Regions from separate parts of the Homo sapiens genome. Here region 1 is linked to region 2. The links are chromatin loops, found by intact Hi-C in ENCODE. Cell type or tissue: CD14-positive monocyte. All regions are shown on one strand. Links, peaks and the distances in the headings refer to the core of each region. The heading gives the core; the rest is flanking DNA.

Region 1 (6,389 bases), core at 862-5,861, 64 kb before region 2:
GCCACTGCACACCAGGCTGGACAACAGAGCAAGACTCCATCTCAAGAAAAAAAAAATATTATTATTATTGTGCTTATTTTTTACAATCTTACCTAGGGGCAGTAGCAGTTAGGATTAAATGACATAATATGCACAGGTGAGTGAATAGATAGCACGTCAGTTTTGTGCCTAGTAAATGGTACGCATTCAATAAATAGTGGCAGAGTTGGAGCAAGAGTAGTTTTTATTTTTATTCTTGTCTGACAATTCATTCTACACATGTTTATCGAGTACCTAACATGTGCTAAGGACTCCTCTAGGAATAAAACAAAAACAAAGTTTCTGCCCTCCTAGAGCAGATGTTCTAAAGTCAGGTAATGAACAAATTAACTTTTACGTCTATGGAAAGTCAAACAGCAATGTTACTTTTAAAAAATAAAGTCGAGTGAATGATAGAGATAGGATGCCACTGTACTGGTTGGTCAGGGAAGGCCTCTTTGTTGAGGACATGCTTAGAGCAGAGAAGTAGGGAGCCAGGTGGGCATCTGAGGAGGAGCATTCTAGGCAAAAGGGATAGGAGTGTGGGTTCTGAATGGAGGGAATGAGGCCACAGTGGCAGGAGATGGGGGCAGAAAGGAGGCCAGGGAAGACACTGGAAATGTGGAGCCATAGCAGTCTAGATCTTACTCTCCAAGAGCTGGAGACCCATGCTGTGCCTGAGCCATTTAAAGGATGTCTGTGGCTCTTGTATGGAGCCCAGAGGAAACAGGGAGGCGGGTAGAAGGTATGACTATGGTCCAGGCCAGAGATGCGGGTGGCTCGTGTAAGAAGAGCGGTGGATGTCTTGGAAACCTTCTGTTCTGTATTGATCCATTTTACAGATGAGGAAACCAAGTCCATAACATCAAGAAAGAAAGGCAAACTTCAAAGTTAGTAGATGGAGTCCAAGCCATGAAGGGTGAAGGAGATTAAGAAATACTTGTTTCAGTTCAGCTGGAATGACTCTGATGCCCTAAGCGGGGCCAGCTGGCATTTAAGGTTTCTCTGAAGCCATTTCATCCAACACCACCCCGTTCCTCACCCCAAGTCTTCCTGCCTGTATATGTTGACTGATGGGAGTGGCAGTCACACACACTCCAAGGTCTAGTTTTCCAGGCCAGGCAAAAGATTAAGACACATTTTTCATCTTCCATGTGGGATTAGGCCTGCATTAGCTCTATTTGTTAAGGGACTTGATTTCATTGTGGATCCACTTGCTGAGTTAGGAATAAATGGGAAACTGAGGTGCTTCAATCCTCAAACAAACCCACTTTGTTTCTTGAAATATCTGAAGCCATTTCCCATCTGAGCCCAGAGGTTCATTTTTCTCCTTGTTTTACAGCTTTACATGGCTTCTTACCATTGTTCGCCACTCACAGGGTTGGCCTTCATGTCCGGGGTTTGCAATATTTTGTCCAATAAGGAAGGTGGCTTTGCAGAAGGGATGGGAATTTTGGAGTCAGGCAGGCCTGGCCAGGTTTAACTTTTAACCAACTGCCTAGGCACTGGGTGACCAGGAGCCAGTCCCTTCATCTCTGCAAGCCACACATTCCTGACTTATACACCGAGGAGGGCAATTCCTGCTTAGAGGAGCTGAGCCAGATTTCCAAGTTCATGCCTCAAATTTGTAAGCACTGTGCGTGGCACCTTCTGGCTGTTCAGTGAAGGGGAGCTGTTTTGATGACTACCTCTCCCTTTGATCACTAACAGAACATCTTCAATACAGGTTGCTCTGCCTTGACCTCTGTCTTTCCCCACTGGTGTTCCTCCCCACCCTGTGGGTGGCCCAGTATCTCCTCTCTTGGCTTCCTCTAAGCCCTTTGGATTTAACTTCAGGCTACCAGCCATGATCATGGCCAGAGCATTCCTGTACGGCTCTCACCATTCCTCCAACTCTGCTCAAAGGTGGGCCTGGATTTCCAAGACTCAGAGCTTATAAAATGTTTGGATTGCTAACAAAATTAGAAATAGAAAATTGCAAGAGCCTTTCCTGGCATCTCCAAAGAAGTCTATACAACTGAGGGGGTTTGGAGCTTTAGTTTCCTTAACATATCTACCACATACACATTTTGTTCTCAAAAACAAAATGCCCACTAGCGTCAAATTATGCTTGGAATGATCTGGGCATAAAGAATGTTGAACCATAAAATTGGATTGCAGGCGGCATGTGTAGATAACCTTTGCCCTCTTGGGATATGGCAGGAGGATGAGAGCCTTTGCAGCCCATACTTTTACCTGCTTTGAATAAATCGGTATGAAAATAGACTTGCTACTTGATTAGTAAAAAATGGTGCGTTGAAATTTCTTTGATAATCAGTAAGGTTGAATTTTTGCCAATTGATTAGTTGCTCATTTCCTAATCCATAGTCTTTTGCTGTTTTTTTTTTATGATGACTTAATGTTTATTGTATGGTGTGTCTGTTCTTTATGCTGTATGGATATTAACCATATAACCAACATTTCCATGTAGGAAGTGAGTAGGAAAGATAATCGAGTTGGAAGAGAGAGATGTTAAATTTGTTTTGAATTTGTTTTGAAGCTGTATTTAAGTAGAAGGCATACTGGTTTTAATTAGATTATATACTATAGATCAATAAGAATAGTACAGTTTTCTAAGATGCTTTATTTTCACTTTACAGAAGATGAACAGATGTCTCTCATTCCTAACACAGTGTGGGAGATAAGGGTGTTTAGAGGGTTATTCAGATGGGGGAAGACACCGTGACTGATATGAACCACTTCCATCATATTTCTGGATAATGTCTTTTTTCCACTTTGTTGCTTAATGTACAGTTTTTTTAATTTTGGGGGACTCTAGACGGAGATTTTGGAAAGCAGATTACAATGCAACAATTTCCCTCTTGCATTTTTCTCTGTGAATTCCACCACGGACCCAGAAGAAATGCAACCAAAATTACCAGATACCGGTGTTGTGAAATCTCATTTGCGTGGCACTTTCTTCCTATATAAAGCTTTCTGGAAGCAAAGACTGATGCAAACTCTCACTTCTCCAAATTCCAGTTTAGTCGGTCTAGAGTCGGATTATTACCATCCATTTCTCAGTCACTCACTGGCAGCCCCCTTCTTATAAGGAACTGGGTTTTGAAGATCACTCAACTCTGAGAGCTCTGACTTTTCTAGCAGAGAGGGGGAAATAAGGTTTCCTTTAACCTAATGTGCCCTGGTGTTTCTTGCCTGGTCCCGTTCTCCAGGAAGAACAAGAACCAGAATGTGGGAAGTGAAACATGGGTTAAAAAAAAAAAAATCACAGAAGGAAGGGGGCAAGTTGCGGAGTGAGTGGGGGCGGGTGTGAAAGATACAGCTTGCAAAACAGCTCCTTCATGTTTCAGAGCTGTGGTTATTAGGAAGAGCTAAAGACAGACACAATGACAGATGCAATGATGTACCAGATTCTGCACCCAGTTATGCCCTTAGCACTAATACAAGCAACACAAAACTGAGAGTTAAACGCCTTGGCAGAAAACTAGCCAAAGCTTAAGGCAGCGGCTTCCTGGCATTCAATCTGACAGAGAGAGGCTGGAGCAATTGAGAGAGGACCAGTTCTTCAAAGGGTTCCATTTTAATTACAAGCTGGTTGGAGAATGTTACTTCCAGAACCCTCCCTGCTACCTGGGTTCACTTCCAAAATCTAATGGAGTTATATTGGCCAAATGAAAGACTCCCAAATCACACAGTGACAACTTCCCTGCCCAATCTCAATAAGCTTTGTCTTCGTTCAAGTGCCAGCTCGGCTCGAGGGATTTTAGGCTCTGAAGAGAATTAGCTCCCTCTTGCTCTCATATTGCATTAAGAAACTGGCAGCCAATCAGAAAGACAAAACAAAATCAAAAGAATGTATTCTCATGCAAGGGCCCCACCCTGTGACTTCCATTGTTTCCCAGGAACCTGTGGGGATTTCAAATTCTCCTTTTGCCCCTGTTTCCCTCTCCAGCACAACCAAGTGGCCCCCAAAATTGGAGTTGCCCTAAATGCCTCAAGTTGCATTTCCTTGTCTCTAGGCTCTTCCAAATGCAGAACCTGATTTCTTTTTTTAAAAAAAAAGGAGCTCTGATTTGCACTTGTTTGAGCTTATATATAATGAGGATGATATTGGCCAGGCAATGCCCTCTGAAAATAAGCGAAGAAAAAATAAGAGACTCCCAGGGCGGCAATATATTACTAGGCACCTACCCTATGTCAGGTGCTAATCACTTCCATAGGATTTTCTTAATGCATGCTGCAGGGATGAAAGCAACTTTTGCTATTTCACTTAATCCTTACAACTCACAGGGTTGGGAATTCTTATGCCCATTGCACAGAGAAGGAAATTGAGGCTCAAGGGAATTTCAGGAGTTTGTTCAGGTTATCATGCATTAAGGAAACAGCAAAGCTAAGGTTTGCACGTAAGTCTGGTTGGCACCTAGCAGGATTTTCTGGCGATCAAATGGTGATGGAAAGAACACTCTGTAAAGGATATTTACATAGGAATGAATGTTATTGCAAATGCCTGTTTGTCAATGACAGGGCTTCAGTTTCCTCCTTTATAAGATCAGCTTCTAAGAGTATCTTCCTCAGGGACTTGTGAAGATTAAAAGAGATAAAGCGGTCAGCACTTGTGGCACAGTCCCTGCGACAGTACGAGGCTTGTCAAGCAACATTATGACGATGAACAAAAATGTGTATCATTTGGATAGAGAGAGAGAACGCTTAATGATAGCCAGAAAAACACTATTTCCACCTTAGTTACTTTTGGGCCACCCTGGGTGGAGCTGACTCACCTATAGCAAGTTTTTCCAAAAGCTAGCTATGTGACCTTGTCAAATCAATACCTTGCAGCTTTATCTCTTGTCTTATAATAACTCATGGCTTTGTCCGTGCATGGACACTGCCATCCCCAGACCCATCTGCCTCCAAGAGAGACTATCAATGAGAAAATAGGTACATCAAAGAGCAAAAGCGCTTTAAGAATATAAAGCACAACTCTGATAACAAAGGCCATATGATAATAAATGTCATTGTGAGAGAACTACCCAGAAAACGGGAATGTGTACAAGAAGTCAGGGGTTGTGCCAAGCCTGGGAACTAGTTCTATACCCTCCACCACAGGCACTACCGAACTGGTCTCCCTGTTTTCCCCCTAAAGCCCCTGCCCCAAGCCATTCTTTAGAAAGCAGGCTTTTAAAAACCTTTTTACAATTTAAAAATCCAATCCACTTTTGCTTCACACCCAGAGATTTCCCCTGTACTGCATGCCACCCCCTGTTCTGGGCTGGGGCTGTGAAGTACAGTAGTTCAGTATGCAGACTGTGAGGCCAGAATGCCGGGGTCCAAACCCCACAGCTGCTAGGACGTTATGAATTGCCTTGGGCAAGGTATTCTCAGCCTCAGGACCAAAATCCAGCTTATCCCATCTGGAATCCTTCATCTGCGTTTCTCTTTTCTGAAAATCTATTCATTTCCTGTTCAGAGGCTCCCAGATACTACCCTGTGTCTCTGGATGCCTCAAGAATTACTGGTGATATTTGCCAATTTTCTCAGCACCCTAGGTCAGGAGTCAGCAAACGATAGCCTGCATGCCAAATGCAGCCTTCATCCACTTTTGTAAATAAAGTTTTATTGGAACACAGCCATGCTCCTGCATTTACATACTCCTGTGGCTGCTTTCCTGCTGGAACTGCAGAGTTAAACAGTTGCAACAGAAACCGTATGTGATCTACAGAGCCTAAAATATTTGTTATCTGGCCTTTTACAGAACAAGTTTTCCAAGCCCTGCCCTAGTTTACTGTCTCTAAAACTAATTTAGGGTGTAGAAAATTTAATGTCGTGCTCACGTCTGTTGAAGTGTATAAAATGTTGCTATATCCAACAGAAATTCATTAAATATAGGTGTTGTGCTAAATTAGATATATTGCAGATTTTTAAATGCTGCAATTTGGGATGGAAAAAGTTTAAATGGGGGTAGAACCCTGTTCATCAACTTTTTTAGAAAGTGGATTGGACAAAACATCTTAAATTTATGGAGCCCCTAGTATGCTAGGTATCATGATAAGTACTTTTATACATTTTAGTGCATTTAAGCCTCACTACAGCCCTATGAGGTTGATACTGTTATTATTTCTGCAGGGAGGCATAAATTCTGGAAACAAGGGGAAATAGGCATAATATCATCAAGAAAATCTTCAGTCTATAAAAAATAATAAATTATTGAAGTCTTCAGACTTTATGGGCAAAACTATATTTTGTGGATTAAAAATTGAGGTTGAAATTGGTAAAGTGGTTGCCAAAGGTGGCACAACAGGCTAAGTGATGGAGTCAGTGGTCAGACCCTGGTTGTCAGAAGCAAGATCTTGCAGGTTAAACCTTTCATCTGC
Region 2 (6,389 bases), core at 443-5,442:
ACAGCCCCGCAGCAGCGGGCAAAGGGGATTCCTCCCATTCACTGGCCCATTCACTCCTCCTTTCCCATACCACACACGTACACACACACACCTAAAACAATCTGCAGAGCTCACACTTTTCGTGTATCTCCTCTCCTCCTTGTTCTGGGTAGTGAGTCCTGAGCAGTAACCACGTGAACCACTTCCAGGCTGGCAGATCTAACTGCAAGTGCTAGCTGGACCCTCCATAGAGTGATTTTCATAATGGGCACAATACCCCACCACATCCAAGATGGCAGCTGCTTCATCAGTGTGAATCTTCATGGACAGAACTTCCACGCTGATCCATGGTGACCTGTAACTTCAGCAAAATTGAACTTTGTTGTTCTAGGCTTCTGAGATGTTGGGGTCTCTTAGCTATCCTGACTTTATAGTGTATTACATGCATAAGCAATTATTACTTAGGATGGATTCACAGCCCCATAGTGGAGACAGACTAGTAAATAACTATGGTAACTCATTCATTCAACAACAGTTTATTGAGAGCTGCCATGTGCTCCATGCTGTGCTTGAGTCCAGGAATGTGTGAGTCTCCCTGCAATCAAAGGAAAGATACATGTCATTACCATGATACCCTGTGAACACTTCTATCTCCTCATCTCCTCTTCATGAGCATTACTGGTTGGTACCTTTTTCTAACAAGGCAGGCAGCAGGATCATGTTCGGTGCCTTGCCTTCCAAGCCCAGTATCCTGTGTCTCACATAGTAGTTGCTCAAAAAATGTTTATTACATGACCAAATTATAAATAAATCCACCCAGCCCAATCCATCACTCTACCCTACTCTCCCTCATGTCTCAAGATGAAGAAGCTGGTTGAAGCTTGGAAGCTTAATTCTTATATAAGTAATAAAAGTGCAGCATCAGAGGTGAGGAAAGATCTTGATATCATGCATATGGCTATTTCCAGAAAGACAACCCAGTCCAAGTGTTCCATACACCACCATGTTGTTTTTTTCTTGGTTATCAACTTCTTTCTTTCCATCTTTCTGACTTTGATAATAACAGCCAGAGATGCTCTTATTGCCTTTTGGGACCTACCCCTTTGCTCTGGGAGTCCTCAGAACCCCTCTATTAAAGGCTTGGATTCAAGGTATATTACAGTAGTCCCCCCTTATCCATGGTTTTCCTTTCCAGGGTTTCAGTTACCCGTGGTCAACCATGGACTGAAAATATTAAATGGAAAATTCTAGACATAAACAATTTATAAGTTTTAAATTGTGTGCCATTCTGAGTAGTGTGATCAAATCCTGCTCCCTCCAGCTTTGGCTCTGTCCCTCAAGACATGAATTCTGGCCGGCTGTGGTGGCTCACACCTATAATCCTAGCACTTTGGGAGGTCAAGTCAGGAGGATCACTTGAGCTCAGGAGTTCGAGACCAGCCTAGGCAACACAGTGAGACCTCAAAGAAATAAAAGAAAAAGAAAAAGAAAAGAAAAGAAGAAAAGAAAGGAGAGGAGAGGAAAGGGAAGAAAAGGGAAGGAGAAAAAGAAAAGTTGAATTCTCCCTGTGTTCAACATATCCCTGCTGTAGACACTCCCCACCTGTGAGTCACTTAGCAGCCATCTCAGTCATCAGCTCGACTGCTGCGTATCACAGTGCTCATGTTCAAGTAACCCTTATTTCATTTGGTAGTAGCCCCAAAGAACTAGAGTCGAGATGCTGGCAATCAGATATGCCAAAGAGAAGCTGTAAAGTGCTTCCTTTAGGGGAAAAGGTGAAAGTTCTGGACTTAAGGATAGGAAAAACATTGTGTGCTGAGATTGCTAAGATCTGTGGTAACAGTGAATCCTCTGTTTGTGAAATTATGAATAGTATATAGTTCTAATTGTTCTGTTATTATTAGTTATTACTGTTAATCTCTTACTGTGCCTAATTTTTAAATTAATCTTTATCATAGGTACGTATGTCAAGGGAAAAATATACTGTATATAGGGTTCAGAACTATCTGTGGTATCGGGTCCACTGGAGGTCTTGGAACATATCGTACTTGGATAAGGGAGAACTGCTGTACTTATTTCTTCCTTAGAGTCACTTATTCGGGACCCTGGCGAAAGAGAGAAGTGAGAGGAGGCTGGGAGGTCAGTCATTGCCACAACCAACTATTGGGGAGTGAGACTCAAGTGAAAACACTAAGAGAATTCAGAGAGAGGGCTGATTTATGTGCCTAAGAATGATAGTCAGGATTAAAGTATTGTCTTTACACCATGACTTTTTGGCCACCATCTTACACTTGATGAATTTAGATTAAACAGGGGGAATACATCCTTATTCAACTGACCAATGAAATTAATGGATCTTGAATAATAATAATAATGACTTCCATTTATGCAATATCCATGTGTGCCTAGGTGCTTTGAATATATTACCTCCCATGGCAGATGAGGAAATTCGTAGAGTTAAAAAAAATTACTTGACTTAAAATTAGTTGATTTTTTTCAAAGAGCTTCCTAAAGAGTTGATTTCAGTGAAAGATCAGCATTAGTCACAGGCGAGTTCTGGTTCCCACAGCTTCCCTTTCTCAGTCTTCCCCTTTGACTTTGCAAGTCTCTGAGTGTCTCCTGAGAATTTGGTACTGAATTAAAATTTGGGAACTGTGGGGTGGAGGGAACTGGTACTCAAAAGTATGACGAAGGCAGGAACCGCTGTCTTGAAGACATGGAGCTTCAGATCCATGGGAAACTGGTGGGGTGAGGTGGGCTGCTGAGTAAGTTTCCTAGAGGTTAGACATTTGTATCTGGGAGATGTGCTGGTTGTGGCTTGGAGCATTTAGGGAGGTCTTCCTGGAGAAAGACATCTCCCAAAAGATGACTAGGTCTTAAGAGGAAAGCCATAATTCTTTTGTCTGACTCAGCAAAAGCAGCATTTGAGAGAGGATAGAGCTCAACTGTTGGGGTCAAATCCTGGCTCAGCCTCGCCATAGTCTCCCATCCAAGTACTAACCAGGCCTGACCCTGCTTAGCTTCACAAGATCAGAAGAGATAGGGCACATTCAGAATGGTATGGCCATAGACTCTGCTGTGTTCTCAGGGCAAGGCTTTGAGCAAGTTATTTAACCTAACTGATGACTTGGCCATTGATTAAAATGCTTAGTTACAGTAAAGATTGGATAAAAGAACACACCCAATGTGTTTAGCACAGTCTCCGAGGCCATGCAGATTTCCAAGGGCAGGCAGTTGTTTTTAGTTCCCTTACAACTGTCCAAATCCCCTGAGTTTTTCAAGCTAAGGTTTCTCTATTTTTGCCCCCTCTGGACTGAGATGGAAGATCTGTTTTCAAGTCCCAGCTCTGCTTACAATGTGATCCTACAATATGATCTCACTTCTCAAAGCTTCCACTTCCTATTCTGCCTCATGAACAGGAGGGATTTCAATCTTCATGGGACTGTTTTCCATTCCCCTGGAGTCTTCTCCATTTACAGACACAGCGGATGTGTCTGCTTTGACTACTGGTTGTCTTGGGGCTCTCTTGCCACAGGAAAGCTTACATCTAGACTTTTCCTTCTAGGCTAAAACAAACATCTAGCCACCAGAACCAGTCTTTCAGGAGACCAGAGGGATTAAGGGATGTGGGACCACCTAGAAATGGTGGTTGTGGAGCAAGTGGCAACAAAGTGAGATTGCTTCATGCCTGTTCTGCAGCTTAAGAGCAGAACTCTTGGAAAGTACATGGTGCCAGACAGAAGACCAGTCACAAAAGTGGAGTTGACTGGCAATGAACTCTCATGAATCTCCAAGCTAATTACCAGGGAAAGTAAGGTTGAGGAGACAACCTCCTCCCCCACTCCACATGCAAACACAGAATGACAGGTTTAAAAACCCTATGGTTTCAAAATTAGCAAAGACACTTTGACTAAGATTGGCATGAGGAACAGAGAAAACGGAAGAAGAGGAAAGAGAATCCTGGGCCCCACAAGGGGAAAGGTATTGGCATGAAGAAACAAAGTTAAATTTTAGAACGTCACTGCCTGAGCGCCACCCCTTTAGGACAAGGACAAATGGTTCAGGCCCAAATTACAAATACTCTTGGATTTTTATAGAACATGAACAAAGATAATATCTTCTCTTAGGACACTTCCAGATATGGAAATCAAATCATATCCTCCAAAGTGCTATGTTAATATTTGTAACTATAGATAGCCATTCCCCATCTCTGTCTTGACTTCCCTTAGAAAATTTCCCCAGTTTGAAGACTATGAAGACTAACGTGAGAAAGTTGCAATGACTTGGCCAAAACTCTTGGATGCAATGATGCGTTTAGTTATCCATTTCCCGGCCTCCCTAGATATACCAGGGTTATAAGTTCAATGAGAGGCCGTGTCTGCCTAGTTCACTGCCTAGTCCCAGTTCCTGGCAAGCGGTAAAAACTTGGTAAAAGAGTGTTGATGACCTGCATTAACACTGGGCCACACTGTGTCAATATGGAAAATATCAGTCACATCCTATGGGTGAAATGACTGTCTCCGAATTCCTGCTCCTTTTGTTTGACACGAGCTATGGGATAAATGTGTATCTGATTGTCCTACTCATTACTCTGCTGCAAACATACATTATGAGAGAATAAGATGCCACTCCTAAGTTCTTCAAAAAAATGCTACGGTTATTTCTGCACCCCTTCAATACCGTTCACCCACCAGCTTCTAGATAACTCTCTAATATTTTCTAGAATGTCTCCCATTTAGATTGGCTGGGAGTTGAGTCCCATTACCAACAAAGGGGCTCTGGATGGTGCAAGCATTGACTCCTTCCCTAGAGCATCCTGCCTGGCTCAGAGCAGATTCTGCTCTTACAGAAGGAACTGTAAGACTGTAAGGGCCCAGCAGCCCAGCTCGTCCCTCTGGGCACGTCCACCCCTCTCTCATTTCCATGCTGTGAACAAATTGCCATTGTCACACCTCCATGCCTTTGCGTGTGCTGTATCCTCTGCTGGAGCTCCCTTCCCTATGGGTTGCATAAACAGATAAGGTATCCACCCGAGGCCCTTGACCTAACAGATTTTGTCTTAAGGCTTTCTCCCCAGGTCCAGAGCATCTAGCCACAAAAACATCCCAAAATAGTTCTGTCCCAAGTATCATGTCCTTTGTCTACATTTTCTATTGCTTTAGGCACAGAGCCCAGAGGTCTATTTTGGATAGAGAGTAAGGCTGTGAGTATTAGAGAGAACATGAGTTTTAGAATTCGAAAGAGCCCAGTTCGACTTCCAGTGACGATACCTACTGGCTGTCTGGCCCTCACTAAGGAGCTCAGTCCCCCAAACCTCTGAGGCCTCATCTGCAAAAACTACCCATCCTGCACAGTTGTCGTGGCAATGACCTCAGACAACATATGTAAAGCTCCTGCTGTGGTGAGTGGTACACGGAAGGGACTCTCCAAATATTAGCCCCCTCCCTGGCCATTCTGCCCTGAATGTGACTGCCTGGGGGCAGGCAGACTGTCCTGGTCCCTCCTGGAATGTCACCTAGGATTGTGCATGATGTTTTCTGCAGCCAGTCTGGAATAACTCGTGAAAAGTCCATATGAGCAACTTAAGAGATGGAGTCCTTCTCCCAGCCCTCTCCACTGTCAGGAGGAGGACTGAGTTAGTTGAGCATTCTGGCCCCTCCCTTCCACTAACCTCCACCCCCAACGCCCCCAAGGACTCAGGGCCAAAGGTGATTAATGGGAGTGTCAATGAAATTGTCTTTGAGGCCAGGCCCTGCCCTCATCATTTTCCCATCTGCTGCAGGAACTTCTCATTCTTTGAACCTGTCACTCTGCAAGCGGCAAAGGCTGGCCAGAAGAGGGCTCCACTGCAGCCAGCCTGACAGGCGGGGCAGGCCGTCCCTCTGCAGTGTCCCTGGCCTCCTTCTAATTGTCTCCTCTATAGAGGCATCTTTCCCCCAGAGAAGGGCATGAGAAGTCCCCCGGATTATTTGGATGAAGAGACTCACAGTTACTCATTCATCCACAAATTTGTTAAATATTTACTGAGTAGCTACCATGTAGAAGCTCCTGTGCTAAGTCTTAAAAGAAGACCAGCCAGGCGTGGTGGCTCATGCCCGTAATCCCAGCACTTTGGGAGGCCGAGGCGGGTGGATCACTTGAGGTTGTGAGTTCAAGACCAGCCTGGCCAACATGGTGAAACCCGGTCTCTAGTAAAACTACAAAAATTAGTTGGGCGTGGTGGCAGGTGCCTGTAATCCCAGCTACTCAGGAGGCTGAAGCGGGAGAATCTCTTGAACCTGGGAGGCAGAGGTTGCAGTGAACTGAGATCATGCCATTGTACTCCAGCCTGGGTGACAAGAGCAAGACTCTGTCTCATAAATAAATAAATAAATAAATACCCATGGGAGCCACGACACCTTCTGGGCCAT

The links. Peaks named below come from ENCODE experiments on the same cell type or tissue, not always from the same donor. Only the 100,000 strongest peaks of a DNase experiment are listed, where the experiment ranks them.
Region 1: a loop joins it to region 2, with 2.4 times the contacts of the local background. A loop is called at or near these places in 6 of 110 quality-filtered maps.

What each region holds. Positions count from the first base shown.
Region 1 is chr16:79,325,973-79,332,361 of GRCh38, reverse strand. It overlaps a transcript of MAF not described here. Among named protein-coding and RNA genes, the nearest start is that of MAF, 270 kb to the left of the region's middle. RefSeq lists an enhancer at 3,280-4,155. In CD14-positive monocyte, for the core only: no CTCF peak of the experiment used is centred there; a DNase peak (open chromatin) is centred at 3,031; H3K4me3 peaks cover 2,707 bases; H3K27ac peaks cover 3,999 bases.
Region 2 is chr16:79,261,116-79,267,504 of GRCh38, reverse strand. It overlaps a transcript of MAF not described here and the pseudogene RNA5SP431. Among named protein-coding and RNA genes, the nearest start is that of MAF, 340 kb to the left of the region's middle. In CD14-positive monocyte, for the core only: a CTCF peak has its summit at 5,419; DNase peaks (open chromatin) are centred at 1,604, 2,564 and 3,854; H3K4me3 peaks cover 631 bases; H3K27ac peaks cover 507 bases.